Linked DNA regions of Homo sapiens: all the other regions are linked to region 1. A link is a loop called in an ENCODE intact Hi-C map of the cell type or tissue named here. Cell type or tissue: K562. All regions are shown on one strand. Links, peaks and the distances in the headings refer to the core of each region. The heading gives the core; the rest is flanking DNA.

Region 1 (11,200 bases), core at 1,722-9,721:
TACTCCAGCCTGGGCGACAGGGCGAGACTCAGTGTCAAAAAAAAAAAAAACAACAAAAAACAACAACAAAAAAACCCAAAGTACATGTCAGTGGTTTTTAGTAAATTTACTATGTTGTACAAACATCACCACTATCTAATTCCAGATATTTATAGGGTTTCTATGATCCCCAAATGAAACCCTGAATCTATTAGCAGTTAGTATGTTCTCTTTTGTGTCTCGCTTCTTTTGCTCAACCTTATGCTCGTGAGATCCATATGGTGTGTTCGGTAGCCAATGTGTTTTAAATAAAGCCTGAGGAGCAAAGTACAGGTTTTTCTGATTAATTTTGGTTCCAAACACAAGACTAGTGGTTTTTTACCCTGGCTACACCCTAGTACCAACCAGAGAGCGTTAAAACCCACTGGTGTGTAGGCCCCATCCAGTAAAAGAAATGAAAATCTGGGGTATAAAAGGGGTAGGCTGGGACATTAGTAGCTCTCCAGGTGATTCTATTGTGTAGCTGGGGTTAAGGATTACTACAAAAAACTTAACTGATGAGAAGGCTCTAATTAAAAAGACGGCTTTTAGGTCTGGAAATCTGCATTTTGACAAGTGGCGCATGTAATTCTTACAAGGCAGTTTTAGAAATACTACAGGAAGCCAATGATTATTTGTAGGAAAATAAATGACTTCAACAGAAGTTTCTATTGCTTTCAAACAAGAAAACACTAATGTTAGTTTAAAACATTTTGAATCCATTAACAAGAAACTATTTTAATACATGATTTAATTAAGTGGTGAGGGACAAATGTATTACATCTGTTTCACTTCTTTTAATTTGATGTTTAGCCCAAAGTGGAAACCTATCGGGAAGTGGCCTTTTCCACCTCCTGCACTGAGGTTAACACAGGAAACAAGTCTACTTTTTTTAGACATCAAACCAGGGCTCAACATTGTCAACAGGCCGGGAACTTCCCAATTTGCTTTCATTCATAGTAGACAGTGTACAAAGACTCTTCTTCACTTCACTAGATAAACATATTGGGAAATTTTAAAAATAAAACTGCCAGGAAAAATGGCAAAATAAATGGAAAAGGAAAAAAAATTCAGAAAAGGAAAAGAAACCTCAAAATAGTCTGAAATAGATTTCATTAAATATTATAGTATAAAAGTAACAACTTGACATAATGATAGATAAGAAGGTTTTGTTAGAGGCTAGAATTGGCAGTCTGCTCTTGGGATGTATTCCCATCATTTGTTCCTTTTGGAAATAACTTACATATGCCTGGGGTAAGGATGTTTCTTTCCTGTATAGAGTACTTTCTATATTCTCGGCTTTTAATAATGTATCTTTCGCTTTACTGAAGGGTATCTTCTGTTACTGATGTGTTCTTTTGAACCATTACATGATTATAGATATGACCCAGTAATTTTTTGCCTTATTAGCTTACTACTCACAGAAAACTAGGTTCAATTATTTAGTACATTAATTTCAATACATTAGGTACTGTTAGTCTGAACACACTAATGTGTTTTTAAAATAAATTTATAATTTTATTAGAATAGCTTTAGACTTACAGAAACATTGTGAAAATAGTCCAGAGAATTCCAATATACCCAGGTACTTGGCTGCTTTGTGCTGCTCTAACAGAATACCAAAGACTAAGTAATTTATAAAGAACAGAAATTTATTCTTTCACAGCTATGGAGGCTGAGAAGTCCAAGATCAAGGTGTTGGCATCTGATGAGGGCTTTCTTGCTGTGTCCTCACATGAAGGAAGGCAGAAGGGCCAAAAAAGGGACAAACTCTTTGTCCTCATATGGCAGAAGAGAAGAGAGAACCCACTCCTGAAAGCCCTTTTTATAGCAGTATTAATCCATTCATGAGGGCTTTGCCCTCATGACCCAAACACCTCCCATTAGAGCCTACCTCCCAACCTCATTGCATTGGAGAATACAGTTCCAATACATGAATTTTAGGGGGCACATTTAGACCATAGCACCCCACATCTATTTTCCCTTATTAACATCTTACATTAGTATAGTATACTTGTCACAATTAATGAACCAGTATTGATACATAATTTTAACTAAAGTCCATACTTTATTCTGATTTTCTTAGTTATCACTTGATGTTCCTTTTCTGTTCCACAATCCTATCCAGGGCACCATATATATTACCTTTAGTCCTTCTATCTCCTTGTGCTTCTCTTGGCTGTGACCATTTCTCATAATTTCCTTGTTTTTGATGGCATTGACTGTTTTAAGCAGTATTGGCCAGGTATTTTTGAGAATGCCATACACGAATAAACTTTTAAAGATATCTAATATAGTCCTATATTCAGTTAGTGCACAGGAAAAATGTAACTTAAAATAAATCTAGTATGGGCTGGGTGCGATGGCTCACGCCTGTAATCCCAGCACTTTGGGAGGCCAAGGCGGGTGGATCACCTAAGGTCAGGAGTTCGAGACCAGCCTGGACAACATGGTGAAACCCCCATCTCTACTAAAAATACAAAAAGTAGCCAGCCGTGGTGGCAGGCACCTGTAATCCCAGCTACTTGGGAGGCTGAGGCAGGAGAATCGCTTGAACCTGGGAGGCGGAGGTTGCAGTGAGCCGAGATCGTGCCATTGCACTCCAGCCTGGTGGACAAGAGTGAGACTTTGTCTGAAAATAACTAACTAACTATCTAAATAAATAAATAAATTCTAGTATGTAGGAAACTTTGGTTAAGGTAATTCTAGAAGGAAAAAAATCTTTTGGAAATGGCTTAAACTATTAAAATCAAGTCAAATAGGCTGAACAATTGGTCCTAGTTTTCATAGAGATATAATACTAGATAGAATAATTATGACTAGTAGTTGGAATTGTCATTTCAAAAACTTGAAACAACTTTCCAAATTGAACAGAAATTGAAATTATTTATATTCTTATGAGTTGTAATCTTTGTTGTTTTTAAATAGTAATAAAGTTAATATTATCTTGGGTTCTGTTTTAATTGATCACTGTTTATAAACATTTTTAAAAATTTTTTATTTTATTATTATTATACTTTAAGTTTTAGGGTACATGTGCACAACGTGCAGCTTTGTTACATATGTATACATGTGCCATGCTGGTGTGCTGCACCCATTAACTCGTCATTTAGCATTAGGTATAATAAACATTTTTATGTGTTGAAGTAAAATACATATTTGACATTAAAAATACTATGCAGTACTCATTTAATCATATTAATATATCTTATTTGTCTAAATGTCTCCCATTGTGGATTATTTGGGTTGCTTTCATTTTTTAATAATACGCCCATAAACATTTTTGTATAAGAATTATAAACATTTTTGTATAAGAACAATTTAAAATTGAACCAATTTTTATTTTTTCCAGCAAGGTATATAAATGCATGCTTTTCCACATGCCCACTAACACTGAGTTCTATCTTTTGTGTATTTTCACTAGGATGTAATGCTGCTGTAAAGTGTTTTGCTCTATACTGCTCCTATAGAGCAAAGTCGTGCATTTTCCCAAAATTTCTTGTGTAAATTGTTTTTCTTTATTTGTTATTAAATGGAATTTAAATGCCAAACTTATAGATAAAATTAGACACCCAGTAGGCCTGTTAATTAGGAAGGGCTGTGCTTTTTAGGAAAATGGCAGTTTGTGTGGAGGGTGAGTATAAGAACAGCTCCTCCTGAGACTAGGGATTATTTTCATTAAGGAAAAGGGAAAGAGAAGAGAAGAAAAGAAGGTATAAAAGCAAAAAAGGAGGGTGTAATGAGGAAACAGTAAAAGGTCACCACTCCACATTTTGAAAGTTGTCACCTCTATAACTTACTAACATTTTTAATAAAGTAAAAAGCCCAAGAAGTGCTTGATACAAAAGGTGGATTGGTTATAGTCACTAAGATTAGGGAAATAAAGGGTGATGACGGCAAAAAAAGTGGCAATAAAACACTGACGACAAAGAGAAGTAAAAAGGTGTGGGGTGGGGGTGTGTGTGTGTGAGAGAGAGAGAGAGAGAGAGAGAATGAGGCACAATAAAATTTTGAGGAGGGGAGTTACTGGATATAAGGTTTGGGTCAGGTATAACCTGGGATCAGGGAGAGCCCAGCTGAAACATATTTATATATATAAAATAGTAACCTTTTTATGGTGTGTCACATTTAGTTCTTCCTGTCATTTGATGGTGTTTTTATTCTTGTAATATGGAAATATGTATTTTGCATTTAATAACCTATTTTTTAAATAGCCACTAATTTATCTCGCCATCCACAAAAGGGATAAATATGTTATTCTGGTTTCTTTGAGTATTACATTGTATAGTCTAGTTTCTGGTAGATTCATATTTTATGTTCTATTTTTGAACCCATTGTAATTTACTGATATGGCTCTAGTGACAATAGATCTAAGTTAATTTGTTTCGATATAATTGAAAAAGTTATTTCATTCTCTATTGTACTACTCCAGTTTGTAATAAAATAAGTCATTATAATGGCTTGAATCAATAACTGACCAATTTTTGAAACCCCCATTTTTTTTTTTTTTTTGAGATAGTCTTCTGTTGCCCAGACTGGAATGTAGTGGCACAAACACAGCTCACTGCAGCCTCACCTTCCTGGGCTTAAGCGATCCCCTTGCCTCAGTCTCCTGAGTAGCTGGGACTACAAGCGTGCATTACCACACTGGGCTAATTTTTAAATTTTTTCTAGAGATGGGGTCTGTCAACATTGCCCAGGCTGGTCTCAAACTCTTGGGCTCAAGTGATCCTCCCGCCTTGGCCTCCCAAAGAGCTGGGATTACAGGTGTCAGCCACTGTGCCCTACCCCGTGTTATAAACATGGTATAATAAATTTTTGACAATAAATTTTATTTACTTAAAATTACATAAATTTTATGTTATGTATATTTTACCACATAATTACGTAAATTTTGTTGTTACATAAATTTATTATAACATTTATGATCTTAAACACTTTTAAGTGTGTAGTTCAGTAGCATTACATACATCCACACTGTTGTGCCCATAATAAAATTGTAAAGCCTGGCCTTACCATTATAATCTTTTAAGGAGCCATTATTTGTCATATTTCTCCCTTTCAAATGGGTTTCACTATCACTCAAAATCTGTCAGGGATATAATTTAGCAATAGGAATCATAGAATTTAGAGTAAAAAAGTATAAGAGGAGTGACCTTGTTCAACTTTGTCATTTACATGCGACATAACAGGCCAAGAGAAAATGAATCACTTTCCCAAGTCACCTTTAGTTAATAGCAGAGCCAGGACTCTGACCCTGGCCTATGCTGACTAGCTCCAAACATACAGTAATAAAAAAGAAACTGCCCAAAGAGTTCCTGTTACTTTTAATCCCTTACTTACAGATTTATGCTACTCCACACTACAATAATCTTTTATTTTGTGGATTTTAAAGCGGCAGGTCAAAATTTTCAAAGGGCATAGGAGTAGAAGTTTGCCACCTACAGGTCAAAAGAAAGAAGACATCTTTAGATTTTCAGAGCTTCAAAGTTTTAAAGAAGTGAGGTGAAAGTGTGTTTTAAAACACTTTTGAGAGTAGCTGTCAATATAACACAAGAAGATTTTTATAAAAAGAGATAGTGGCGTAATTCTCAGCACTTTTAGTGCAACAAGTTTCTACTATATTATTTTTTCAGTAATATATGGCACTAGGGTGGCAGAAAAAAATGATAAGAGTGTGGAACAGTATGAATCCATAATTAGAAAGAAATGAAAATGTTTCTCAGCAACTGAGAACTAATTTCTCTTTTTCTGCTGGCATTCTTCCTCCCTGCTAAGAAAAATCTGGATGGGCAATGAAAGCTCTGTAATGATGCTGGGACAAGTGTATAACCATTTAGAAAAAGTTCATTTACAGTCTTAACTCATAACCTCTGCCTACTAAAACAAATTCCAGTTAGATGAAATATTTCAATGTGAAAGGTAAGATAACAAAAGTACTAAAAAGTCTATATAGAAGATTGTAACAAAATCTTGGAATTGGGAAGACCTTTCTAAATCTAACACCAAAGGAAAGAAAATAGACATTTTACAAGTCTTTTTTTTTTTTTTTTTTTTTTTTTTTGAGACGGAGTCTCGTTGTTTCACCAGGCTGGAGTGCAGTGGCACGATCTCGGCTCACTGCAACCTCCAGCTCCCTGGGTTCAAGCGATTCTCCTGCCTCAGCCTTCTGACTAGTTGGGACTACAGGCACGCGCCACCACGCCCAGCTAATTTTTGTATTTTTAGTAGAGACGGGGTTTCACCATGTTGGCCAGGATGGTCTCCATCTCTTGACTTCGTGATCTGCCCGCCTCAGCCTCCCAAAGTGCTGGGATTACAGGCGTGAGCCACTACGCCCGGCCCAAATCTTTTTTTTAAAATAAAGAAAAGTCACTGTTTTGTCTCCCTTACTAATAATCAAAAAAAAGTTTAATTAAAATTAGATAGCATTTTTACTCAAATTGGTCCAAAAAAATGTTAATGATAATATTCAGTGTTGACAAGGGTTGGGGAAAAGACACGTTCATTTGCAGAGCCTTCTGGAGAACAATTTGGCAAAAATATATCGCAAAGGGCACAATCCACCTAACTGTAAATGGTGGTGCTGGCTTCTAGCCTAGGCTTTTTCCTTCACGTTTTGGGACTCCTTATACAAATCTACTGTTTGCCCAGTTTTGTTCCCAGGGGTCTCAGGGAGCATCTAACTTGGAAATAAGAATAATGAATTATACATGAATCTCAGGAAAATGTTTTTTTCCCCCATGAGTGAACATTGAAAACTCAAAGAAGATTATCAAATAATTCTTTCATAAACAAGGTAATTTGTGGTTTTTAAAATTCAAACCTGTAAGAAACTGGAATTTTCATCATTTCCTTAATGGACAGACTATTTAAATATTAATTCATGTGGGAGGATTGCTTGAGGCTGAAAGTTCAAGTCTGCAGTGAGTTGACTATGCCACTGTACTCTAGCCTGGTGCAACAGAGAAAGACTGTGTCTCTACAATAATAAAAATAAAAATAAAATATTAATTCACACCTCTCAAAAAATACATATATATCAGAAAAGCTTAAAAATGCCTAGCTACCTATTGACCCGTTATCCATTTCTAAGAATTTATCCAGAAGAAATAATCACAAATAATAGGAAAGATTCCATTAGAATCTATTTATGATACCCTTGTCCGTAATAGCTCCCAAGCTGGAATTGACCTAAATGTCTGATAGGATATTGGTTGAATAAATTATAGTAGGTTATTGCGCTGGAATGATATGATACCATTGAAACTATTTTACTAAACTCTAATAATATTAGGGGAATTTCTTGATATATTAATTGACAGAAGTAGATTATATGGCCGCATGTTTAGTATGACCCCACTTTGGATTGTAAAAAACACATCTACATCTACACACATAGAAGCAGCCTTGGAAAGCCATACCCCCAAATATTAATAATGGTAACCTTGACGTGTGGGGAAAATAACAGAATAAGAAGTTCCTCTAAAAATGTTCTTGAAGAATAATGGAAAGAATTAAAGGATGAATGTGTTCCAATGACAGTGTGAATAGGTGAAGAGGAAAAGGCAATCCATAGTTAAAGACAAAAAAAAAAAAAGAGACCTGACTCAGTATGTAAAAGTACTTAGGAAGAAAGGAGGTGCCAGCACATGCAATAAAATTCGTCGAGGATAAAGTCACATGCAAAGTAAAAGCTTGTACAACATGATCTAGGAGCCTAGAAGTAAACCACAAATAGCATGGGCAATTTGGCATGGCTGCTGCTTGCAAAATGTGAATTTTGTTATCCCAAGAGTCGATCTAAAACTGTGAATACATTTTCTAGTCTAAATAAAGATCTAAACTGTTTAAAAAGCTCCACAATAATATATGACTAAGTGGCCACGGGTGAAAACTCATTTAGAAATAACAAAGAAACTAGATTTTTAAAGAAAGAATCCTTTGAAAAGTATTTTGACGCTTTGAAAGTATTTCTTTAGAATGCATTACATTTTTTAAATTTTTTTACTCATAGACGGTAGAGCTAATTAAAATCAGTTTTTCACTTTTTATTGAATATATGCTCCTAGATTACTTTATCAAAGCAGAGTTCATATTCTGCCACATGCAGAATTTGCTCATGGAGAAGTCTTCAGGTTTTTTGATCATGTGCCCCAATACATGCATTTATATTTATAAATTAAATGCATCTGTCCTACTAAACTAATAGGATACATAAATTATATGTAATCAGAAACTCAAAAGAATGCAACCGTTTTTCTCTTATCTACCTATGACCTGGAAGCTCCCTCCTCACTTTGAGTTGTTGTCCCGCCTTTGCCTTGAGTTGTCTCACCTTTCTGAACTGAACCAATCAATATACATCTTATACATATTGACTGATGTCTCATGTCTCCCTAAAATGTATAAAACAAAGCTGTGTCCCTACCACCTTGGGCGCATGTCATCAGGACCTCCTGAAGCTGTGTCACAGGTGTGCTTCCTCAACCTTGGCAAAATAAACTTTCTAAATTAACTGAGACCTGTCTCAGATTTTCAGGGTTCACAGTTTGCAGCCTCCACAGGGCAAGTCTGAAATATGATTGATTAAAAACGCAGTGTGTATTTAATTATCTTAATTTCTGAATAAAGAATACACAACAGACGTCGTGAGCAAAGATCTTGCCTTACTGGTTAATGGTGTTCCTGAAGAGCATGTCTGACTAGTAGCTCTATCAGAGGACTCACTTGGCTTCAATTTCAGCCTCAACAAACAATATTCCTAGCTTCCCAGAGAGACTTTCTTACATGGGAGGACATTCTTGGCTCGGTTCATATGAGTATTCTGATCTTTTGGGTAGTTACATTACAAATATAAATATGAAATTAGCATCTTCTCTGTGAGTCTGGTTAACATGAGTTAGTTCTGATGATGATTATCTTCTGCTATTCAGATAAAGCTATGATCACAGGAAACTTGCCAGGGGACACCAGTGTCTAAGCACTGCCACCCTGTGGGACCCTTGACTCCTTTGACCCACCATTCCCTTTCCCTCACTAAATTGAGCCTTTTAGAGTAGAACAATGGCATGAACTCATGAGCCAAGAACTGCACCTAAACTTCATGGCTTTGAAATCCAGAGGGTGCTCTAATGTTTGAATGGTCCATCTTTAACATAGGAAAGTAGTTCTTTGAAAGGTTGTACATTTAAGTAATCATTTTAAACAATAAATGGTATAATGCAGATCTCTGTTATGGCATTTCAGGAGAGTTTGTGACAGAGGAAATTCCTCTACTGTGTTCCTGGGATTGAAACTTACCTCCATTACTGTGTTTTATGTGGAGTCTATTTATTCCTATATTTCTTGTAATTTAGTCCAAAGTGTTTCTTGGCAACATTCCCCCACAATTCTTTTGAGTTGTGTGAGTTCCCATTTCATAACCTGTTGTTTGCCATCTAATTTCTGATATCTTCTGATATCTTCTAATATCTGATATTTCTAATGTGCTATTCTTTCAAAAACATCAATCTAGATGATTTAACTCATTTACAAATATTAATTGTCATCAGCTGTGTGGCTGCATTTTTTTCTGGTGAGTTTCTGTTGCGTTTTCATTGTCTGTTAGAATATTTGGTCGGTGCGCTATGGTTTGAATGTTTTTGTCCTCTCCCAAAATTCATGTGTTGAAATTTTAATCCCCAATGCAACAGTGTTGAGAGGTGTTAATTAATGCTGTCATAAAACAACCTTGCTGGAGTGGGTTTGCTATCTCTTGCTCTTCCACCATGTGAAGAAGATACAGTAAGAAGGTCTGTACAAGACGCTGACACCTTGATCTTGGACTTCCCAGCTGACGGAAATGTGAGACAATAAATTTCTGTTCTTTATAATCCCCCAGTCTGTGGTATTCTGTTATTGCAGCACAAAAGGACCAAGATAGTCGTTTTAATCTTTTTTCCTTTTCTTTCTTTTTAACTTTTGTGGGTACATAGTAGGTATATATATTTGTGGGGTACATGAAATGTTTTGATACAGGCATGTAATGTGAGATAATCACATCATGGAGAATGGGGTATCCATTCCCTCAAGCATTTATCCTTTGTGTTACAAACAATCCAATTACACTTTTAGTTATTTTAATATATACAATTATTACTGAATAGTCACCCTGTTGTGTAACCAAATAGTATGTCTTATTCATTCTTTCTATTTTTTTTGTACCCAGTAACCACCGCCACCTCCCTACTACCCTTACCAGCCTCTGGTAACAATTCTACTCTCTATGTCCATGAGTTCAATTTTTTTTTATTTTTATTTTTAGATCCCACAAGTAAGTGACAACATGCGATGTTTATCCTTCTGTGCCTGGCTTATTTCAGTGAATGTAATGAACTTCGGTACCATCCATGTTGTTGCAAGTGACAGGGTCTCATTATTTTTTAGGGCCAAATAGTACTCCATTGTGTATATGTACAATTTTTTCTTTTCTTTCTTTCTTTTTTTTTTTTTTCGAGACGGAGTCTCGCTCTGTAGCCCAGGCTGGAGTGCAGTGGCGCGATCTCGGCTCACTGCAAGCTCCGCCTCCCGGGTTCACGCCATTCTCCTGCCTCAGCCTCCCGAGTAGCTGGGACTACAGGCGCCCGCCACCACGCCCGGATAATTTTTTGTATTTTTAGTAGAGACAGGGTTTCACCGTGTTAGCCAGGATGGTCTCTATCTCCTGTCACTTGCAACAACATGGATGGAAACGAAGATCATCATATTCACTGAAATAAGCCAGGCACAGAAGGATAAACATCGCATGTTGCCACTTATTTGTGAGATCTAAAAATAATAAAAAAATTGAACTCATGGACATAGAGACTAGAAGAATTGTTACCAGAGGCTAGGAAGTGTAGTAAGGAGGTGGCGGTAGTTAATGGGTACAAAAAAGTGTGATCTACCTGCCCACCTCAGCCTCCCAAAGTGCTGGGATTACAGGGTTGAGCCACAGCACCCGGCCACCATTTTTTCTTTATCCATTCATCTGTTGATGGACATTTAGGTTGCTTCCAAATCTTAGCTATTGTGAACAGTGCTGCAACAAACATGGGGGCACAGATATCTCTTTGATATATTGATGTGCTTTCTTTTGGGTATATACCCAGCAGTGGGATTGCTGGATCATATGATAGCTCTATTTTTAGTTTTTTTGAGG
Region 2 (11,200 bases), core at 2,239-10,238, 340 kb before region 1:
CTATCACACTCTGTATAAGGCACTCTGGCCCCTATCATATTTATCCTCTGTTACAGGTGTCAAATCTCATTTTCCTCCAGACCCATTTCCTCAGCTACATTGCTGGCATTATGCAAAAGCTCCTTTCCAATGTTGTGCACTCTCAAAAAATTCATCCAGAAATACTAAGGTTTGGGAAGGTCTGTGCCCAAAGCACTATAAGCAAAAAGTTCAAAGAAGAAAAATACAAAACTCCTCATACAATAAGTCTAATATCACAAATTCATGAAACGGCAACTATAAAGAGCAAAGTATTCAGAAAATTAAGTACATATTTCAGCATTGTCTTAAAGCTAAAAGAAATTAAAATAGCTGGTTTTAAATATCTATGGAGTTCAAACTAGATTAGTGTTGAACTCTTCACCTTATCAGTATATATATAATAAAACTTTGGTTATGAATTTATCTGAATTTCAATGAATGAATATAAGTCTGCTCACTCTTATCTATTTCCACCAAAGAAAGCAGAAAGCATTTCTTTACCCAGATAGTATTCTTAATAGCAGAATTTTACTTTCATCTGTTCTTCCTCCATAAATAATCTCAACCATCTAGTTTCTCTTTAGGAGTTCTCTTTGGTAACTCTTCAGAACATCCCCTAATTATCTCCATGTCAATTAAATGTTCCATGAAGTTCACCTAGATTGGGGATCTTGAACTAGATACTTTAAACAATTTTTCAAAAAGAAAGCTATATAAATTCTTCTTGGTATTTAAGATATATAGTGCCTTTGCTATCAATGAATAAAGAAATACATAGAGAATGACAGAAACAAGATCCCACAGTTGACAAGTTGGGAAGATTAATCAAATCTAATAAGATGAATTTAGTAAGAATAAATTCCTCTATTCCTATGGCCTAAAGCCTTTGTAGCCATAGCCATGGAAATAATTGGGAAATCACTTGGACTTAAAGAAAAGAATATCTGGGAATCATGTGAAAAGTAGGAGAAACTTAGAGGAGCTAATTTTGGAGGATAACTTCTATATCTGGTATATATTGTGCCTCAGTTGCTGAAACTTAAATCAAATTAACTGCACAAGCCCAAGGCGTGAAAACTATTATTTAGCAGACTTTGAAGAAAGACCTGGGCTTTTCACCTTTGTTGTTGTTCCTGATGACTTTATTCAATAGCAATCTCAATGTGCAGCTGACAACAAAGCTAACAAAATCCTGGAATGCATTAGGAGAAGCAAGGTATTCAGGGTAGAGGCAGCAGGAGTCTCACTAAGTTGTGTACTGATAGAACACAACCAATCAATATATATTTGTTGGTGGATGTTACAACTTCAGAGCAAAAAGGACAAATAGTTCACAAGAAAAAGATGAGAATGCTTTAGACGGAAAAACAATGGCATATGAAATAATCCAAAATGTCAAGCCTGAAAAACAAAAGACTGGTTAGTGAGATAAAGTGTAAAGACAAGATAACTAACAGTTTTAAAAAATAAAGGAACACCATATAGAAGAAGGATTAAAAACTGTTCTTTACAGACTTTGGAATAAAATCAGGTAGAGGTATAGAGGGTTTAGGGAGACAAACAGCTGCTTGTTCATCGGATTAAAGAACTTCTTAATAGTCTGACACAAAAATGAAATGGTCTATTTCGTGAATTAATAGTTCCCCATCAGTGTGGGTGAATAAGCAAAGGATGAAGAAATGATGGGTTGGGATTTTACAACAGGTGTCAGTGTATCAGATGGGTCATCTAGACCATGGAGCCTTCTATGTCCTCTCCAGTCTTGAAAAACCAAATTTCTTTTAGACCTTGGGTATTGACAGCAACATGTATTTTATTATGGTATTACTTTCTCTAATATTAAACATACTTCAATTCACGTTGACAACATCAAATATTATTTACTAAACAAATATATCTAAACACAGAATCTTTCAAAATTTAGAAATCTAAGCCTGAAAATCCCAATGTTGCTAAATACTAAAAAGGGCATACAACTCATAACTACAAAAAGCTAATAACCAATGGAACTTTAAGATTCAGGTGGCATGAATAAATATTTACATTACTCATGTAATAACAATTGTAGATTTATGAGTTTTCGGGAGTCAGTTGGAAAAAATAAGTATTTAGTGGAAGAAAATGTATTTTAAAAAATTAAAGATTAAGAGAGCTTTCAAGAGGGGATGGTGTATGCTTGAAATAAGTTAATTCAGCCTCCCTACTATTATTTAAGTTCAGTATTATATTTTTTACTCAAATACGACTTATAATGTATCTTCAGAAAACGTACGTGTTAAACATTTTAAACAATCTTTAAAAAAAAAAACTCTGTGGCTCATTCAACTCAAAATGAATTAAAGACGAATAAAGAGCTAAAACTGAAAAACTACTGAAAGAAGTTATAGGGAAAATGTTCCATGACACTGGCCTGGACAATAATTTTTTGAACATGACCTCAAAAGCACAGACAACAAAAGAAAAAATAGACTAATGGGATTACATGAAGCTAAAAAGCCTCTGCACAGCAAAGGAAACATTCAACATAGTGAAGAGACAACCTATAAAATGAGAGAATATGTTTGTAAACCAAACCTGATAAGGTGTTAAAATCTAAAATACCAAAATTTATAAGGAACTCAACAGCAACAAATGACCTGATTAAAAAATGGGCAAAAGACCTGAATAGACATTTCTCAGAAGACATACAAATAGCCAACAGGTATATTTTTTAAGTGCTCAACATCACTAATCATCAGAGAAATGCCAATGAAAACCACAATGAGATACCATTTCATACCTGTTAGAATAGCTATTGTCAAAAACATGAAAGATAAATGTTGGTGAGGATGTGGAGAAAAGAGACCCCTTGTACACTGTTGGTAGGAACATAAATTACTTCAGATATTAGAGAAAATAGTGTGGAAGTTCCTAAAAAATTTAAAATAAAACTATCTTATGATCCAGCAATTCCACTATTGAGTATATATCCAAAGGAAATGAAATCAGTATGTCCAAGAGACATCTGCACTCCATGTTCACTGCAGCATTATTCACAATATCCAAGTCATGGAATCAACCTAAGTATGCATCGAAGAATAAGCGGATAAAGAAAATGTGGTATGTATACAGAAGGTAATCCTATTCAACCTTTATTAAAAGGAAATCCTGTCATTTGTGACAATATGGATCAACCTGGAGGACATTATGCTAAGTGAAATAAGCCAGACAAAGAAAGGCAAATAGTGCATGATCTTGCTTATATGTGGAGTCTTAAAAAGTTGAACTCACAAAAGCAGAAAGTAGAATGGTGGTTATCAGGGCCTGGAGGTCTAAGGGAGTTGGGAAGATATTGGTCAAAGGATACAAACCTTCAGTTAAACAGGAGAAATAAGTTCAAGAGGTCTATTGTACTGTAGGGTGACTATCGTTAACAATATATTGTATACTTAAAAATTACTAAGAGAGTTGGTTTTAAGTGTCCTCATCACAAAAAAATAAGAAGTATGTGAAGTAATGCACATGTTAAATAGCTTGATCTAGCCATTCCACAATGAATACACAATTATCAAAACAACATGTTGTACTCTATAAACAGATACAATTTTTATGTCAATTAAAATAATCTTTTTTAAAAAGAAACAAAAACGTGAGGTTCATATATGAACAACAGACATTAAAGGCTACTAATCTTCTAAAAACTTACAAGGACAAATCAAGAGTCAGGAAACTTTTTCTGCAAAGGTCTAGAGTATATAATTTAGGCTTTATAGGCCATAAGTCTGTACTGTAACTACTCTACTACAGTAGTGCAAAAGGAGTAACAGACAAAACATAATCAAATTAGTGTGGATGTGTTCTAATAAAGCTTTATTTATGAGGACTGAAAGCTGAATTTCATATAATTTTCATATGTCACAAAAAACCACTTTTAAAGTATTTTCCTAATCATTTAAATATGTAAACACTATTCTTAGACAATGGGATATGCAAAACCAGTTGGTGGGTCACGTTTGGCCTAAAGGCCATGGTCTGCCAACCCTTGAGATAAAGCGTCTTTATCTTATGAACATCGAAATGAAGTAAGACCCACATATGCATACAACCTCTCACCAGTCTCTCTTCTCTGATCTCTCCCAATTCTCTATCCCCAAAGCCAAAACTTGGAAGGGGCTGCCATAGAAGATAAGAATAATAACTGTCATAGAAGTTAAAACACCTGGAGTTTTAAAAACAAACAAAAGAAGAATCCAGCAACAATAACAAAAACACTTATGAGAGTCTTGTGTAAAGATGGCAAAGCTGAAATTGGAAAACAACCGTACAGGACGCTTTCCAGCTTTAATCTTAATATGGCTCACCAAAGACTATTCACATCATTTTGATAAACAATGTGAAAGATTAATAGGCATCCATTCCTTAAATACTTTTGGGAAAGTAAAGAATTATGATTCATTTGAACTATTAATGTCAATTAGTCCTTGCAGCTTTTTTTTTTTAGTTCTGACTTAGCTAAGAAGAGTAATATTAGAAGAGCAATAGTTATAACTAGGAAAAATGGAGAATGAAGAAACATTTGTAGCCTTTCTTCTGAGGGTATTTTTGGAATACTAGTCATTTGAATATCGAAAGATACGTATATTTAGCTTTTTATTTGTGGACATTCCTAAATATTGTTAATTAACTTTTCCCCATGTCATAAAACTTTCTAGAAAACTAAATTTTAAGCTGGATGCTGTGGTGCACACCTATAATCTTAGCTACTTGGGAGGCTGAGGCAGGAGATTGCTTGAGTCCAAAGGTTTAAGGCTGCACAACTTAATGATCTGTGAATAGACACTGCACTTCAGCCTGGCAAAACAGCCAGACCTGCATCTCAAAACAAACAAACAACAAAACCCAACTTCAATTTGCAACAATGTAAGAAAACAAAATGTTATGTCTTATTTAGCTCATTAAGCACATTTCCTCTTCCAGAAAAACTGTAAGGAAAATTAATGCCAATTTACTACCTCCATGAGTCTAACACAACAATAGAAAATAATCCTGAAACCAAAATTATTTAAGACTTCTACATATCTTTCACAATTTTTCTCAATTGGGCAATCTTTTCCATAGATGGCTTAAAGTAAAATTTTTGAAGTCCTTCAAATTTCCTACTACAAGAAAACTAGGTTTATACGCTAGGGATAATGCTTATAATTTAATAGTTCTTATTAGGAGCTTGTTATATAGTAGGTATCCGTACTAAAAGTACCCAAATAAACTGAATTCAAAGATATTCACAGAATTAAAACTATTTTGAGGCATGCTTATCACCCGAGAAAGAAGACATGATCATGTTTTCCTTAAGATTCAACACAAATGTATAAAATGTCATGGACTGGACACTTCTAAAGGGGCCACACAGCAGTTGTTAACAATGAACAACATAAATTCCAAAAGTTTGGGCATTTAACTATTATTTGGGCATCATTAATAAATTAGTTGTTTGTTTCTAAACTCTCCTGATGCTAAGCAAATCCAGACCATCAGCAATCAATCTAAAGACAATGAGCCTACTTGATATCACACAATCTCATTAATCTTCATCTGTCCTACCGCATCCTATCACTCTTACGCAAAATGAACACTAGAGGACTCAACTTCAACTTCTCTTCACTATCTAAGCAGGAGGTAGAAAAAAGCCTCGGGGACTTAGGGACATCACAAGCAATTATTTCACCAGCCTAGTGTGCTACATCACAGCAAATGAGTCTGACATGTAAATGTGACATAGCAAGGAGTAAAATAACGCAGTTCTTGAGCTATGTGTCTCACTGTCTTTGCTAAAACACCAGAATCCCCAAGAAACTTTGGCTTTAGTCTCCCCAGAAGACATGAAACTGAAATACTGTCAAAAAGAGACACTAAATATGCACAACACATGGGTAACATAATGATATCAATTTCACTCCTGTGACAGTCCAGGAATTCTCCTTGTTTTAACATACTAACCTAAAATCATCATAACATAGAGGTTGTGGGGTAAGAGGCAACAAGATTGTAAAATATGCTAGCTAATTTAAAAGGCCAAATGCCTGGATTTAATGTAGCCAAAATTACACTATATATATCAATTTCTTTGACCCTACAATGATCTTTTTTTTTAATCAGTTTTAGCCTAAAAACATAAAATGTACTTTAACTCTTCGTCGCCTCTTTTATTCCTACTACAGTTTCTTCCAGACAATAAAGATGGTAAAAACTGTGTCTTTACTTCATAACAGGATGTTGTTGTTTTAATTGTCCTTAAAACTGTTTTGTTTCTACCAGCACATTCATGGCACAGTTTGAACATTACGTGCTAATCATACAAGTGTGGAAACAACTTTATAGTACTATTAAACAATATAAGTAATGTTCCACAGTAGTTCTTCAGAGAAAAAGTATCTGGAAAGGAAACAGACTTAAAATTTTACTGCATATTCTCTTGTATTTCACAAACTTTAGAGAACTTGACAAGGACATACACTTTTGATACAGTATATATCATCTGAGTAGTAACAAAAGTATAGTTAAAAAAAATTCATGTTCCACAGGGAGTTCTACCTGAAAGAGAAATGAATTAAATATTAAACTTTTTTATAATTATCACTAAATACTGAAGGCACTTTCCCCACCATAACTACAGAATATATACAGCACATTTAGGCCATGGTTCAAAATAAGAGGGAATCAATGAATAAAAAGAGGGATGTGAGGAAAGTGTGGATAAAAGATATATATATATATATATACACACACACACACACATATATATATATATATATATATATTTTTTTTTTTTTGTGGGGAGGGATATAAAGAAAGTGATTTTGTATGAGGGACCTTGCATGGTGGATTCTTGTCCTAGAGTAAAGTAACTGGTTGTTTGAGAGGGAGATGGTGTAGGACAGGTCACAAGGTCCAGACATGTCATGGATGGTCTGTGTGGGTGATAATGGGGTTTGTGAAAGGGAATTTGTGAGGGGAGTTTTGTGTGTGATTAAGCTGGCTGTGACTGAAGGAAAACTGTTCGTGGTAGACTTTCTAGAAAATGGTCTAGGTGTTAGAGCCAGCTTTTCTTAAGGTATTAATTTGCTAACTTACCAGAATTTTTGCTTTTTCAATTCTGTGATTTATTTCTTTTGAAAGCTTCTCAGATTTGTGTAACTCTTTCCTTTAGCTTTTTTGTCAGCTCCTGTAACTTGTTTCTCCTCTGGTTCTGACTGCTGTTATGGCCTGATACTAGAGTGTTTTGCCTTAGAGATCTACAGGAACACTTTTCCCCCAGTATAGCTTGATTTGATGCTCTTGGTTTTTCTTGATATATAATCTTATTTTTGGCTTTTAATATTTGACTCCTATATTGCTTAAAATGTTTTAAGCCACCTCCATTCCTCTCTGGCCTAAAATGTTTAATTGGCTATAAGTCTTTTGACTTACACGTTCCCCGGCCAAAGGAAATCCTACAGAAACCTAAAAAACTAATTCAAGCCATGATGGGAAATAGGGGGTTGGACAGACTTCACTATGCCACCCCGGCTCTTGGAATTTAGGCCAGGTTCAAAAGGCCTTTCAAAATTATGAAAATAAAGTGTTGCCGTTTCCCACAAAGAAAAAAATAGTTCCTCTGTTTAACCAGACTTAGTCTTACTAAGAACTTAAAAAGAAAGATCCCCTGATGATCAATTACAACCCAAAATGGAAGGACCCCTATCAGGTATTGTTAAGGACCTCCACTGCTGTCAAACATTAGAGAATCACTAGCTGGATACAGCTGTCCAGGATTAAACCTGTTTCTTGTAAGTCGCTGCAGGCATAAGAGGAAGACACCATAACTTACAAACCTCTAGAAGACTTAAAGCTATTATTTCACAAACACACAGATAAATAATGTGATGCTGTGGGTGGGCATAGGAGCATTAAGTTTTCTCTTCCTTATAATTGTAATTTTCTTGTTTAACCTCCTACTAAAGTTTGTATCTTCTAAAGTCAACATAAAGATGATGCTGGCACAAGGCTTCCAACTCATCTTATCTTCTGACCCAGAAAATGAAAATATCCTGCTGTTGGGCTCCTTAGATCAGGTATCCAGAGATTTTTACTCCTCCCATGCTAGGCAGAGCCTATGTTTATAAAATCAGCAGAAAGCACTTACAGAAGATAGACCTGTGCCCATCTGCAGCCCTTTAAGATTAAGGAGGAGTTTCTAATCTCTGAGGGGGGAATAAGGTAGGAGACCAACAAGACTTGTTTTCTGGTGAAAAACTCTGCTGAACAAAACAGGATCTAGTCCACATGGGGCAAAGTGAAGAAACTGGCCAAAGCCAGCAGATGGCAACAAAAGCGATCTCTAGCTGCGCTCAATGCTCATTGGCCTAAGACACTGCCACCAGAACCATGGCAGTTGACAAATGTCATGGCAATGACTCAAAAGTTACCACCCGTTTCCATGGCAGTGACCCAGAAGTTACCCTTTCATAGAATCAATTTGTGTTAACTCACCCTTTAATTTGCATGTAAATGAAAGTGGGCATAAGTGAGTATAAATACAGTTGCCAAAAGCCCACACCTTGCCAACTCTGGGTGCACTGCTTATGAGTTAGCCCTGCACCACAACGGGCAGTACCAATCAATAAAAGATTGCTGTCTAACACCCCCAGCAAGTTCTTGAATTCTTTCCTGGGGGTAGCAAAGAACCCTCCTAGGCTATGTCCCAATTCTGGGGCTGGCCTGTCCTGTATCACCCTGATAGAAACATATCTTCTCCCACTTATTCAATCAAATGCTAATCTAGGTGCTACTGCGAAGGGCTTTTGCAGGATCCTTAATCAACTGACTTCAAGGTCCAGAGATTTTTCCTCAATAAGGCTAACCTCATTAGATGAGCCCTCCAAAGGGACAAATTTCCTGGCAAAGGAAATTTGAAGTGTGACAGGGATAAAACATAATGGAGTTTTCCATTGCTGTTTCTGATGGAGGAGGGGGCTGTGTGGCAAGGAATGTGGGTAGTCTCTAGGAGCTGGGAGTGGCTCCTAGCTGACATCAAGTAAGGAAATTCAGTCTTTAGTTCTCAGCCCCAATCACAAGTGAGCTGTGCCACAATCATGTGAGTTTAGAAACATGAGCTCCTAATGCGAATGCAGTCTAGCCAACACTGTGTTTTCAGTCTTTAGTTTAAATCCTGAGCAGACAAACTAGTCATGCTGTGCCCACATTCTAACCTAAGAAATGTGAACTAACAAATGGGTGCGAAGCTGCTAAATTTGTGGTAATTTGTTACACAGAAAGAAAACAACAATACAAGCACTAAACAGGCCAAGTCAGACAGCTTGATTTAGAAAAATGCAGTTAAGTTTACTGTAAGCCTTACATCCTACTTCAAGAAATATATCTAATATCGAGGACACCCAACATTAGGAAGCCAAAGAAGGCTACTATTAGATTAAGCCGTAGTGACAAAAATCCTAAGACATTTTAGAGCTTATTAACCACAGGGAAACCAGGAAATAAATATCATAAAAATACAATGAATTCTTACCAGGAGAAAGATTTTTCTGGATTCAGCACCCTTTATTTGTGAAACCAGAGGCAGAATTAGGTAAACTTTAAGGGCTCTTTCAGCAGTTTCTACAGTCCTTGTTAAGATACAGTCTTATACTTTGTATAGACTTCAGAGATGCCTTAACACCAACCCAGATTCTATAAATACTCAGAACTCACCTATCTTCTAATAAAATACTGCATCAGGAAGGGAATGATTTTTTAAGGTCCAAAGCTTTCCTGAATTTTACCAAAGGATCTTTATCACACAGCAAAATACCTAACCAAAGCAAGGCTTTCTTGCCACATAATAGTTACATTCAAAGGGGTCTTTTTTAAAAATCACATCTTTTAAAACTGAAAGAATGTGTATATGTACACAGGAAGAAAGTAGCTCATAAAGTCATACACAAGGCAATAATGCCAGCAACAACAAAAAAGAGAAACTGGTTCACGCTCTGAGAGCAAATGTTTACTCAACTTAAATCCTTATAAAATATTACATATTAGATATAGATGAGGAACTTAAATTACTGAACTCCTTTATTAAATTATGACCTAGGGAAAAAGTGGTAGTAATAGTTTAAAAGGACTGGTTTTGCACCTATACTACTTAATTTAATGTGACAGCCTGACTAACTTCTTAAAAAAATAGAAGAATCCATTATTTTTATTCTAATTACTTTAAAAACAACAATTAGGACAGTACTTCTTCAAAGTTCTTGTGTTGATGGCAACTGGAGTCTAACTAGTACTTGCTAAATAGCTAGAATGTACCTTCGTATAGATGAAAATGTTGAAAACTCTGGAAGAATAAATTAGATGAAACAAAGAATTTCAAAACTTCAATTCTCTAGAGAAATATGCTAAAAGTAAGATACAAGATTGGGGAGTAGATATTGAAGAGTTATGAAATAGTTTCATTAATACTGAATCATAAGCAATAAAAATGTAAATAAAAGCTTTCCTTTGTTCTCTTCATTTCCTTTAGTTTAAGATCCTTTGTAGGACAGCTCTCTGGGTGGTCTTGGAATGACCAAGTTCTCTCTCTCCCATCGTAGCTCTCAAGAATAACTGTAGCATGTGCAGGAAATGCAACATCCTGAGACAGGGAGGGACCGGCTGGAACAGCCCAGGTTCTACTCCAGTCCTCCCCTAAAAACAGGATGTCCTCCAACACTTTAGCCCAGTGAGTCTCACATACTCAGTGTATAAAACCTGGAACAGGGTGCTTTCCAGAGGCCCTCAGCTGCAGTGCAAGTGGGGCATATGCAGTCAAGATTCCATTCACCCAGGGCAGTTTTCCTGAACCTTGAGAGACTAGCTTGCAATGAATCCTAGGCTTCTGTTGTATCTTGCTGCCTATCCAGAAGTGGTAAACTTGCTTTGTATAACTTGTATGCAAGAATGTTCTGTCTTACCAGACTCAGACAAGATGGTAACCAGTCCACAGTGAACCTGCTTTACATTCTTCAATATCCTCTAAATGAAATACTGATTAGAAAGTAATTTGACAAAAACAAAAACCTGATAAAATCAAACAAGCCAGTTCTTGATTTTATAATATCCACAATGCCTTCTCTCTTACCTTGTCTATCCTATCTGGACGGTTAGTAGCTGCCAAAATGGTCAC
Region 3 (11,200 bases), core at 2,011-10,010, 160 kb after region 1:
TCTACTGCAAAGACACATGCACACATATGTTTATTGCAGCGCTATTTACAATAGCAAAGTCATGGAACCAACCCAAATGCCCATCAATGATAGACTGGATAGAGAAAATGTGGTGCATATACACCATGGAATACTATGCAGCCATAAAAAGAAATGAGAATATGTCTTTTGCAGGGACATAGATGAAGCTGGAAGCTATCATCCTCAGCAAACTAACACAGGAACAGAAAACCAAACACCACATGTTCTCAATTATAAGTGGGAGTTGAACATTGAGAACACATGGACACAGGGAGGGGAACAGCACACACCAGCATCTGTTGGTGGGTGGGGGGTAAAGGGAGGGAACTTAGAGGATAGGTCAATAGGTGCAGCAAACCACCATGGCACACATATACCTATGTAACAAAACTGCACGTTCTGCACATGTATCCTGGAACTTAAAGGAAAATTTAAAAAAAGAAAGAAAAAATATACACATAACCTGAAAAAGAAAACACTCAGATGTCCATCAATATTCAACTTAGTCATCATTCTTCTCAAAGGATTTCCATTGCCATCTTACTGTATTTCTGTGACAGTGTTGACCCCTTCCCACTTTCAGAACTTGAGCATACTTTGATTATTAGACTTAATATAGTATATGCAGATTTATTTATTTATATGTCAGTTTCTCTTTCCAGAGAAATGGAAAGAGAAATTACTGTATATGAGGCAAGCACAGTGCCTCATACACAGTAAATAACATATAGTAGAAAACAAATGTTGGCAAAATTAAATTGAACTAAACACAAAACACATGATTTATTCATTGATGTATTTCTTGACATCTCCCTCTTACATGCTGAATCAAATTCTCACCAAAGCCAGTCAGTTCTGTTTTCAAAGTATCTCTAAAATCCTCTCTCACCACCTCCAGTTTCTACTTTGTTGGTGCCACCATAATCCTTCACTCAGATGACTGTAATATCTTCTGTATTAGTCTGTTCTCACATTGCTTTAAAGAAATGCCTGAGGCTGGGTAATTTATAAGAAAAGAGGTTTAATTGGCTCATGGCTCCACAGGCCATACAAGCATGGCTGCATCTGCTTCTGGGGAGGCTTCAGGGAGCTTTTACTCATGGTGGAAGGCAAAGCCAAAGCAGGCATCTTCACATGGCTGGAGCAGGAGGAGCGGGCAGGGGGAGCATACAGTACCAAGCGGGGGATGATGCTAAATCATTCATGAGAACTCCGCCCCCACGATCCAGTTACCTCCCACCAGGCCCCACCCCCAGCTGGGGATTACAATGCAATATGAGATTTGGTGCAGACACAGATTCAAACCAGGTCACCTTCCCAAATAGTTTTCCTGCTTTTGTCCTTGCCCCTCACCAAAATCTATCTGCAACAAAACAACTTGAATGGTCCCTTTAAAAACCAATCAGAGTATGCCACCTCTCAGCTCAAAATCTTCCAACACTTCCCATATAATTCAGAGTAAAACCTGAGTCCTACAAGGGTTACTTGGTCACATCTCTTCCACCTCCAGCCTCTCTAACCTTGTTTTCACTCTTTTTACTTGACTCCAGCCACATTGGCGCTCTTTCTGTTCTCCAGCATTACAGGAACACTCTCTCCTAAGGCATTTGCACTTTTTATTTCCTCTGTTTGGATGCTCTCCTGCCAAATGTCCATGTGGCCCATTCCCTCACCTCCTTTATGACTTTACTCAAATATCATCTTCTCCACCAGGTCTTGCCTCACTACCACCTTACTTTAAATTGCCCAAATACCTCTGCTTTATTTTTCTTCATAGCACTTACCACCCTGGACACATATATTTTAACCATTTACGTGTTTATAGTCTCTGTCTTCCACTAGAATATAAGTTCCATGTGGACAGGAATTTTTGTCTTTTTTATTCACTGCTGTATGTCTGGCTATTAGACCAATGTCCTGAACATTGAAAAAACTCATTAAATATTTGCAGAAAGAATTGGTGGGTTCTGCAATGAAGGTCTCCCACAGCGTTTTCATTCCTAACACACAATTTGCCTTCTATTTATTATGCAATTTGTGTGCTATTGATTTTTTCCCTTATAACTTCTTCCTATTATCTATCTTGTATCTTCTGCAAATATTCCCCCATTCTCTTATCAGATGTAACCACACCTCTTCTTTATTTTTGAAACTGGACTTCAGCAGTATGAAACTTGAAAGATAAAAATGGAAACGTTCTTCCACTTATCATTAAAATTTTAGCAAAAATATTTTTCTATAGAAAACTTCTGGGTTTGTATTGTCTAGAATTCTTCTGGCAAATAAAATATCCAATCATACAACGAACACCCTTCCATATTATATCTCCTCCCCCTTTACAAAAATAGAAAATTCGAAGCATCTATACGTTCATTTATGAGTCTCTAAAAGAGTTCTACCTTCTCTCAAAATGAAATACTGTGGAACAATCATATAATGGAATTGAACACATCAATAAGTTGAGAGAGAGTATAAACGGGTGCTTCTGGGGTACTAGTAATGTTGTATTTCTTGACCTATAAGATGGTATTTGTTGAGTTGTATACTTATGATTAATACCATTTTTTTCTCTATGTATGTTATATTTCAATAAAAAATTGAAAATAAATGATGGAAAAGTGTTTTTTAAAAAGTTCTATCTGATAAATGACACACAGCAGAAGCTGGAGAAGGCTATGGAGAGGGAAAACAATTGGCTAGGTGATAACTGGGAAGAGAGTGAGGTAAAAGCCCAGAAGTTGCCACAGGATTCTAAGTTGTGGTACTTCAGTCAACAAGAACAACTTTAAGATTTTTTTAAAACTAGTGCTGATCACGTCACCATCTTCCTGGTGAGAGATGGCCGAGAAGTGGTCAGTTTGGGGAGGAAAGGGTTTTTTTGTGTGTGTTTGTGTGTGTGTATATGTATATGTGTTCTTTCCCCTATAATCTTTTTTTTTTTTTTTTTTTTTTCTTGAGACATGGTCTTGCTCCATCACCTAGGCTGGAGTACAGTGATGTGATCTCAGCTCACTGCAACCTACACCTCCCATGTTCAAGTGATTCTCCTGCCTCAGTCTCCCAAGAAGCTGGGACTACAGATGAGTGCCACCATGTGGAGCTAATTTTTGTATTTTTAGTAGAGACGGGGTTTCACCATGTTGCCCAGCCCTACGTTCCTCACACATCATAGGTAAGTAGGTGATGAGTTAAGGATTCAGGTGCCTGTGATTTACTAAGGAGACGCTCCCAGATAAATCAGTAATTGAGTGAGAAAAGCAGGATAGGGAAGGGGAAAGCCAAGCCAGGGCATGATTTTAGGTGACTCCCCAGGTTCAGCCTGATCCTGTGGGATCCTCAGGGCATAAATTACCCTGCGGAGTTGTCAGCTGTGCTTGGAGGCAAAGGGGCTGGGCTTTTTGTCCTCCCACACTAGCCACTCACCTCTACCAAGCTTCAGAATTCTGAAGAGGCTGCTCCAGTGCATACCAATTGCATAATAAAGAGAGGGCAATCCTCTGAGTGTCCCAAACACAAGCTGGTATCAAAGCATGCAGAAGATTGGGGGATGAGCATACAGAGCTGATAAAAAGAATCCAAGGAGATCTGGGCAGGTGGAGTGCATTTTTTTCCTTTAAAAAGTTTATTTTTAAAATAGGAGGGCTTAAGGCAAAGATAAATTATATTGTCATAATAGAGGGAGTTTCAGGAAAGTTAGGATATATTTGTTCATGTAAAATTATGTATAATTACATATATTTATTATATATATTTTATATAGATTATTTCTTTTTTTGGTCACAATTTATCTTTAAGCCCATTTAACCTAAAGGAGTCCAGTTTACGGAGATGAATACAGTTGCAGCACGAAGAGCGAGTGCTCAAGTGAGAGAATATGACACTACTGATGTGTACCCTACATCCTACATACCAAGAGGACCTGCTACTTCCTCCTGACCAACCAACCCCTACCCCAGGGCAGCCATCACTTCCATGCCACAAACTGAATAAATTCTCCCAGATAGGGATATTTATATTAATGCAGGATTTTTGCTCCTTAGCTCAGCTAGGTCTGGCTTCTTTTCTCACAACCAGGAAAAATTAGGTGCACCGAACCAAGAGAGTGAGCGGAGTAGAATTTATTAAGCAAAAGGAAAGCTCTCAGCAAAGAGAGGGGTCCTGAAATCCGGTTGCCTCCTTCACAGTTAAATATCCCAGCTTAAGGCATGAATTCCTGGAGGCTCTACCCCTTCCTTGCAGTGCGCATTCGGGCCCTTAGACTGAGCCGCTCCATATTGATTTGTTTCCCTTACTGCACTTGTGTTAAGGAATGGAATTTTCCACCGCAGGCATGTTTAGGCAAGCTCCCTTATCTGCGCAAAACATCTGGTATAAACACTTGTAGGACGGGTCAGAGATTCTAGGGGACCCTTCCCTTACTGTCTGCCTAAAGCAAGCTGGCTAACTTCTTTCAATATTATTGGAACATAGGGCAGTTGTCAGGTTCTAAGCTTCTAGTAAGCCTCTCCCTTTCTTGTTTGACCCAGTGAGAACAAAACATTCCTTGGAGGGTCCCTTCGGGAGAAACTCCATTGCGAATAGAATTAAAATATTTACACCTGTTGATTAATAAATCCATCCTGAAGGGAGAAGAGAGATTGGAGCTGCTCACACTGAAGAAGGTAGACAACGAAAGGGTGCGGCCAAAATGGAAACAGAATCATTGACAAAATGGCGTGTGGGAAAGTGCTTCACATTGCTTACCCAAAACTTTTCCAATATACTGAGTCCCCAGTGAGGAGAGACCTAAGTGGCATTATAGTTTGAAGTAGAAGTGCCATGATACAACTTTTGTTCTAAAGTTATTACTGATGGATCAAAACCTGTTAAATGACTTGAGTTGTGACTATGAGCAATATATGTACCGTGTGTCACAGGGAACATTTCCTATTTGCCTCTCTTATTGTCACTTTTTCATTTCCCAACAGAAGCTTTCACTATGTCCTTTTAAAAAGATACCTTTTAAAGAAGAGGACATGCTGCCACCTATTGAAACAACGCAAATACATACAGACACCCAGTTCTAAGAACATCAGGACCTTGTCACCCCGTACCCGGCGAAAAGCAAACAATGTAAATTCTAAAAAAAATTCTCAACTTTTTCTATCCTGGACTTTACAAAGATTTCCGCTACCTAAATCAGTTCTAAAAGGAGCCTCAGGGCCAGGAAAATCATTTCTTCTTGGACCCACAGAACTTAAGTGTGAAGAACAGGACTGTTTGAAACATGCTGTGACATACCTTTCGGGATGGACCTGCTCACACAGAAACAGCAGAGAAGGGAGCTCGCAGGATCCTGAAACTGGCAGAATGCCTGGTCACTGGCTCTTGGTAACGTGACCTTAATCTAGTCGGGGTTCTCTTTAGTTCTTTAACTGGGAAATTGTTATGCTTTATCCTTCATTTGTGAAGAAGCCAGAAACATGCTGCAGATTTCCTCATCTGTGAAACAGCTGTAATAATTCAGCCTCTCTAAGATCATAGAATGTTCACAAAGATAAAATGGAATAAGGTATGGGAAAATGTCTTATAAAGTGTTTACACATTCAACAATGTAGAAGCTTGTTTTCAGACTTATTTTGCCTGTAGTGACAATAGCTTGTGCTGAATTCCCACCTCATCCCACTTAGGGAATTTCTTTCATGACAAATAGCCCATGTGAGAACCTCCTTTCTACAACCTTGGCCTCATTGAACTGTATTTTAATACACAGTTTCTTAATAATTGAAGAAGTCATTTAAAAAAATGTTCCCAGTGTTTGCCACAGAAGATTTGAGGTTGCAGCATTTTAATTAAACACATAAATTAAATCTTCTTTTACAGCTGCCTTTGATCACACTTCCTTCTTCCAAAAGTTTATCATTATTTTCTGCGTAATATATGTTTCCTCAATATAGTCTGAATGTTTTAACTACTTCTGCGTTATTTAGTGTCTTTTATCCCTTGATTCTGCTCACTTCTAGTCTAGCCTCTGTTGCTTCTACATTTAATGTTGTAACTTCTTTTTCTCTGTTGAAAAGCAACAAAAAACCAAAACCCTTTGTTTTTGTCTGCCTAACATCTATCCTCCTTCTTCCATTATCAGAATCCCTCTTTTTCTTTGCAAATCCCTCATTGCTCAACTATCAGCCTATGTGGTCAACTGGGGTTGGTCTCACTCCATCCCCAGCTCCAGGTGTGAGTACATAACACAAGCTAGAGCAATGGGAAGACTTTCTGTACTATTTCTTGTAATTATTTAGAGAGAGATATTATTTTCTTACTGGGGTTGCTAAGCTGATGAGATTTGGGCTAGAGTACCAGTGGCCATCTTTATCATTCTCTGGGGAATGCCTTCCGACTCCAGACAAAAGCCGAGTAAGAGAAAGGGAGATAGATTGTGCCTGAAGGTTCACCATTAACCTATTTATGTGAGCCAAAAAGAAAAAAAAATCCTCTTTTATATTTAAGCCTGTTTCAATTGTATTTCTGTCACTTACAATTGAAGAGTGCTGAATTCATAGACTCCTCAATTCCACACTTTAAATTATCTTCCACACAACTTTTATAAAAGAATGATGGTATTCAGATCCTCACCAAACCCCTAGTTAAATGAAATTAAGGTGTAACCCCCCTCTAGGAGTATCCTCTCTGGCTAACCAACTGTAGAAAATAAGAATGTAGAATCCCCTTCCCACTCTTTGTAAAATGAGCCCGGTCAGTTTATGAAGCCTACTAGTCAACTTAGAGCATTAGGTCTTAGCAGTAGTAGGCTGGCTTCTTGCAGGTTACAGAGCCAGATACAGAGTCCACTCCCTGAATACATGCTTTGTAGTAAGGCTACATTACCATGAAAATGGCAGAAAAGTCCCTAATCATGTAGAAGAGTTACACTGAGTAAAACATTCTGAGATCCCACAGTTGTTTGTACTGTTTATGTTCCTTTGACAATCAGAAAACATCACTTTGTCAAGCACGGATTGGTAACATATTAAAACATACAGAATTTGGTGTAATATCCTATATTTTTTCTGGTCTGGAATCTACTACAGAAAATAGATCTTGCTGGAAAGGATTTAGAGTCTAGTGGGGGAGACATAACAATTAAAATTCATAATTACAGCACAGTGTGGTACACTCTGTGATAGGTGAATGTTCACTACTATGGGTATCTAGGTGTGGTGGTGGACGCCTGTAGTCCCAGGTACTCAGGAGGCTAAGACTGGAGGATTGCTTGAGCCCAGGAATTCAAGTTCAGCCTGGGCAACATAGCGAAACCCATCTCTAAAAGAAATACTATGGGAAAGCTCTGATTCTGGTAATGGTCAAGTAGTTTAGACCAACTATCCCACAAATAACAATGATAAGCCTCAAATAAAATATGAAAAGCCACTATTTATAATTCACCCACCAAGAACAGTGAAAAGTAGGCAAAAAGTGAAGAGAGTTTGATTACTGAAAGAAGAAAATCATAACGAGTGAGAGCTACATTTAGATGACTTTTGCCTTGGGGGCTCTCTCCAATCCATGAGATGTAGGGAAACCAGAACTCAAGCAGAAGTTTTCAGTGTATTGATTTGCAGGATCAGAGAACACAGTTTGGGGTGGCAGAGTAGCTGGAAATTGAGGGAGAAAGTTGGAGTAGGGAGCCTCTAAACCTGCCTATAAACTGCCTCAAATCCTTGAACAGTCCCTGAACTGTGCATGGACAAGAGAGACTTCAGGAGCCCAATGGACAGCACTATCTAAAAGGCTCAGCAGAGATTTCAGCTGGTATTCACTTCAGTATAGATAGAGCTGGCATATAGTTCCCATCAAGTCAGAGAGACTTGGTAAACACCTTGGGCTTTCCATTGAAACCTCACAGAGGCTAGTCCTTAGCAGTCAAGATATAGGAATTAATCCTAAGACTAAAAGCAAAACAAAAACAAACATATCCTAACAAAAATGTGAAATCATGCCTCCACAAATTCAAGTGATGAGCCAGTAATTTAAATGCCTACTACAACAAATAGCATCATCTCTAGAGAAAGATAACAGATTGCAGTCTCTACAATGTATCATGCATAACATCAGTATACAAAAAATAATAGGCACACAAAGAAATAGGAAAATATGAGTATAGAAAGCACTTAAGAGAAACATACCCCAGGATAATCCAAAGATTGGTATTGGCAGACAATAACTTTAAAGCAACTGTTATAAATGTGCTCAAGGGCTTAAAGGAAAAATGGTTATAGTGAGTGAATAGATGAGAGTCTTAGGAAACACAGAAATTATAAAAGCAGTGGTAATTATAAAACCAAGGAGTATAATATCAGAAGTAAAAAAACCACTGGATGGACTTAATTGGTTGAATATAGCAGAATAAAGGGTCAGTGGACTTGTACACATATATTTGAACATTCCCATTTGAAGAACACAGAGAATGAAAGTTGAAGAGTGGTTAGAACCTTGGGGACATAGAATAACATCAATTGGTCTAAAATGTGAAATTGGAGTCCCAGAGGGAAACAAGGGAGATAATGAAGCAGAAAAAATCTATAAAAATGGTGGCCAAAAATTTTCCAAATTGGGTAAAAAACATTAACATGTGGACCTAAGCACCTTAGAGGATCTCAAGCAGTATAAATGCAAAGAAGATGATGCCTACCATAGTTAAACTGGTAAAACCAATGGAAAATTGAAAAAAATTTAAAGCATCCAGAAGAGAAAAAAAGATGCCTTATTTACGGGAAAAAGATGACGAGAATGATATCTGACTTCTCATCAGAAACAAAGACAGAAGAAAATGAAAAAACTGATAAAACAAATTTGAGATATTAATAAAACATTTAAAAAGATGACAATGAAAAAACATCCTTAGCATGCCTTAAAGAAACTAAACCCCAAATTCTATATTCAATAAAAATATCCTTCAAAAATTCGGCAAAACAAATGTATTTTCAAAAAAAGTTTTAAAAGCGAATAGATTTCCTACAAAAACTATTAAAGGAAATCCTTCAAACTAAAGGAAATAATAGCAGATAGAAATTTGTCTATGGCCATACCACCCTGACCATGCCCAATGGCATCTGATCTCAGAAGAAATTCAGATATACAAGAAAAAATAAAGAATAATAGAAATAGTTGATATATGGGTAAATATTGAATGATATCATTTTTCTTCTCTTAATTTCCTTCAAAGACAAGTAACTGTTTAATGCCAAAAATTAAAATTATAACATCTTCTTGTGGAGATTATAAAAAATCTATAATAACAGCACACAAGATGGAGTAGTGGTAAATTAAATTACATTGTTTAGGATTCTTAAATTTAACATGAAGTGGTACAAATTAACACTACACAGACTATGATGAATTAAAAATTTATATCATAATCCTAGTAGTAGCTCAAAAGGATTAAAAAAGGAATACCAGGCCGGGCATGGTGGCTCACGCCTGTAATCCCAGCACTATGGGAGGCCGAGGCGGGTGGACCACTTGAGGTCAGGAGTTCGAGACCAGTCTGGCCAGCATGGTGAAACCCCGTCTCTACTAAAAGTACAAAAATTAGCTGGGCATGGTGTGGGTGCCTGTAATCTCAGCTACTCGGGAGGCTGAGGCAAGAGAATCTCTTGAACCCAGGAGGTGGAGGTTGCAGTGAGATGAGATCATGCCACTGTACTCCAGCCCGGGCGACAGAGCAAGACTCTGTCTCAAAAAAAAAAAAAAAAAAAAGGAGGGAATACTTAAATATGAGGGAAATTAAAATATAATAATAAAGATATTCAATTAACCCAAAGAAGGCAGGAAAGAAGAAACACAAGAATAAAAAGCAGACGGGATGAAGAGAAAACACACAGGAAAATGATAGACTTCAATCCAACCATATAACTAATAATATTAAATGAAAATGGACTAAACACTATTAAAAAGCAGAAACAGACTTTGTAAAAATACAAAACACAGCTATATGCTTTCTACAAGAGACACACTTTCAATATAAAATCATAGGTAGGTTTAAAGGAACAGAAAAAGATATGTGATAAAAATATTAAGTATTAGAAGGTGTGTTCTAATGTTAATATCAGATAAAATACACTTCAAAGCAAGAAGTAGTACCAGTGAAAGAGATGCACATTGAACATTTCATAATGATAAATGAATCATTTCATCAGGAATAAGTTACAATTATAAGTGTGTATGCGTCTAACACAGAGCTTCAAAATACATGAAGCAAATACTGAAAAAACTAAAGGAACAAATAACCAAATCCACAGTTATAATTGGCAATTTTTAACACACCTCCCTCAGTAATTTGTAGACCAACTAGACAAAAAAAAAAAAAAATCACCGAGTATACAGAATATTTGAATATCACTGATGATATGGTTCAGATGTTTGTCCCCTCCAAATCTCATGTTGAAATATGGTTCCCAATGTTGGAGGTGGGGCCTGGTGGAGATGACTGGCTCATGGAAGCAGATCCCTCATGAATGGTTTAGCACCATCCCCTTGGTGATAAATGAGTTCTTGCTCAGTTAGTTCACACGGTATCTGGTTATTTAAAAATGTGTTGCACCTCTCCCCTTGCTCTCTTGCTTCCTCGCTCACCATGTGACGTGCTTACTCCCACTTCACCTTCTGCCATGCTTGTAAGCTTCCTGAGGCCCTCACCAGAAGCAAATGCCAGCACTGTACAGCCTGTAGAACTGTAAGTCAATTAAACCTCTTTTCTTTATAAATGACCCAGCCTCAGGTATTTCTTTATAGTGACACAGGAATGGACTAATACAACTATCAAACAACTTGCTCTAACTACTATTTATGGAACACTAACAACAACTTCAATGTAAACATTCTTTATAATTGCACATAGAACATTCAAGAATATGACCAGCAAGACAGGTCATATTCTCAGCCGTAAAATAAAACTCAATAAATTTCAAAATCTCAAAGTATGTGTTTTATTACCACGATGAAATTAAATTAGAAATCATTAATAATAAGATAGCTAGATAAGTCCTAAGTATTTGGAAATTAAGAAATAGATTTCTAAATAACCCATGAGTCAAAGAAGAAATCGCAAAAGATACTAGAAAATATTTTGAATTAGTAATAATACAAACACAACATATCAAAATTGTGGGATGCAGCTAATTAATTTTTTTTTTTGAAC

What was found. Peaks named below come from ENCODE experiments on the same cell type or tissue, not always from the same donor. Only the 100,000 strongest peaks of a DNase experiment are listed, where the experiment ranks them.
Region 2: a loop joins it to region 1, with 2.3 times the contacts of the local background. A loop is called at or near these places in 2 of 110 quality-filtered maps.
Region 3: it touches region 1 in a loop (6-fold over the local background); 5 of 110 quality-filtered maps call a loop at or near these places.

What each region holds. Positions count from the first base shown.
Region 1 is chr4:122,752,398-122,763,597 of GRCh38, reverse strand. No RefSeq gene overlaps it. Among named protein-coding and RNA genes, the nearest start is that of BBS12, 25 kb to the right of the region's middle. In K562, for the core only: CTCF peaks have their summits at 3,483 and 5,446 (motif pointing left); no DNase peak of the experiment used is centred there.
Region 2 is chr4:123,090,661-123,101,860 of GRCh38, reverse strand. It overlaps AFG2A (AAA ATPase AFG2A), which reads right to left. Exons shown (of 16, transcript NM_145207.3): 14 at 11,156-11,200. Among named protein-coding and RNA genes, the nearest start is that of AFG2A, 170 kb to the right of the region's middle. In K562, for the core only: a CTCF peak has its summit at 5,624; no DNase peak of the experiment used is centred there.
Region 3 is chr4:122,596,597-122,607,796 of GRCh38, reverse strand. No RefSeq gene overlaps it. Among named protein-coding and RNA genes, the nearest start is that of IL21-AS1, 17 kb to the left of the region's middle. In K562, for the core only: a CTCF peak has its summit at 5,048; DNase peaks (open chromatin) are centred at 4,376 and 5,056; H3K4me3 peaks cover 504 bases.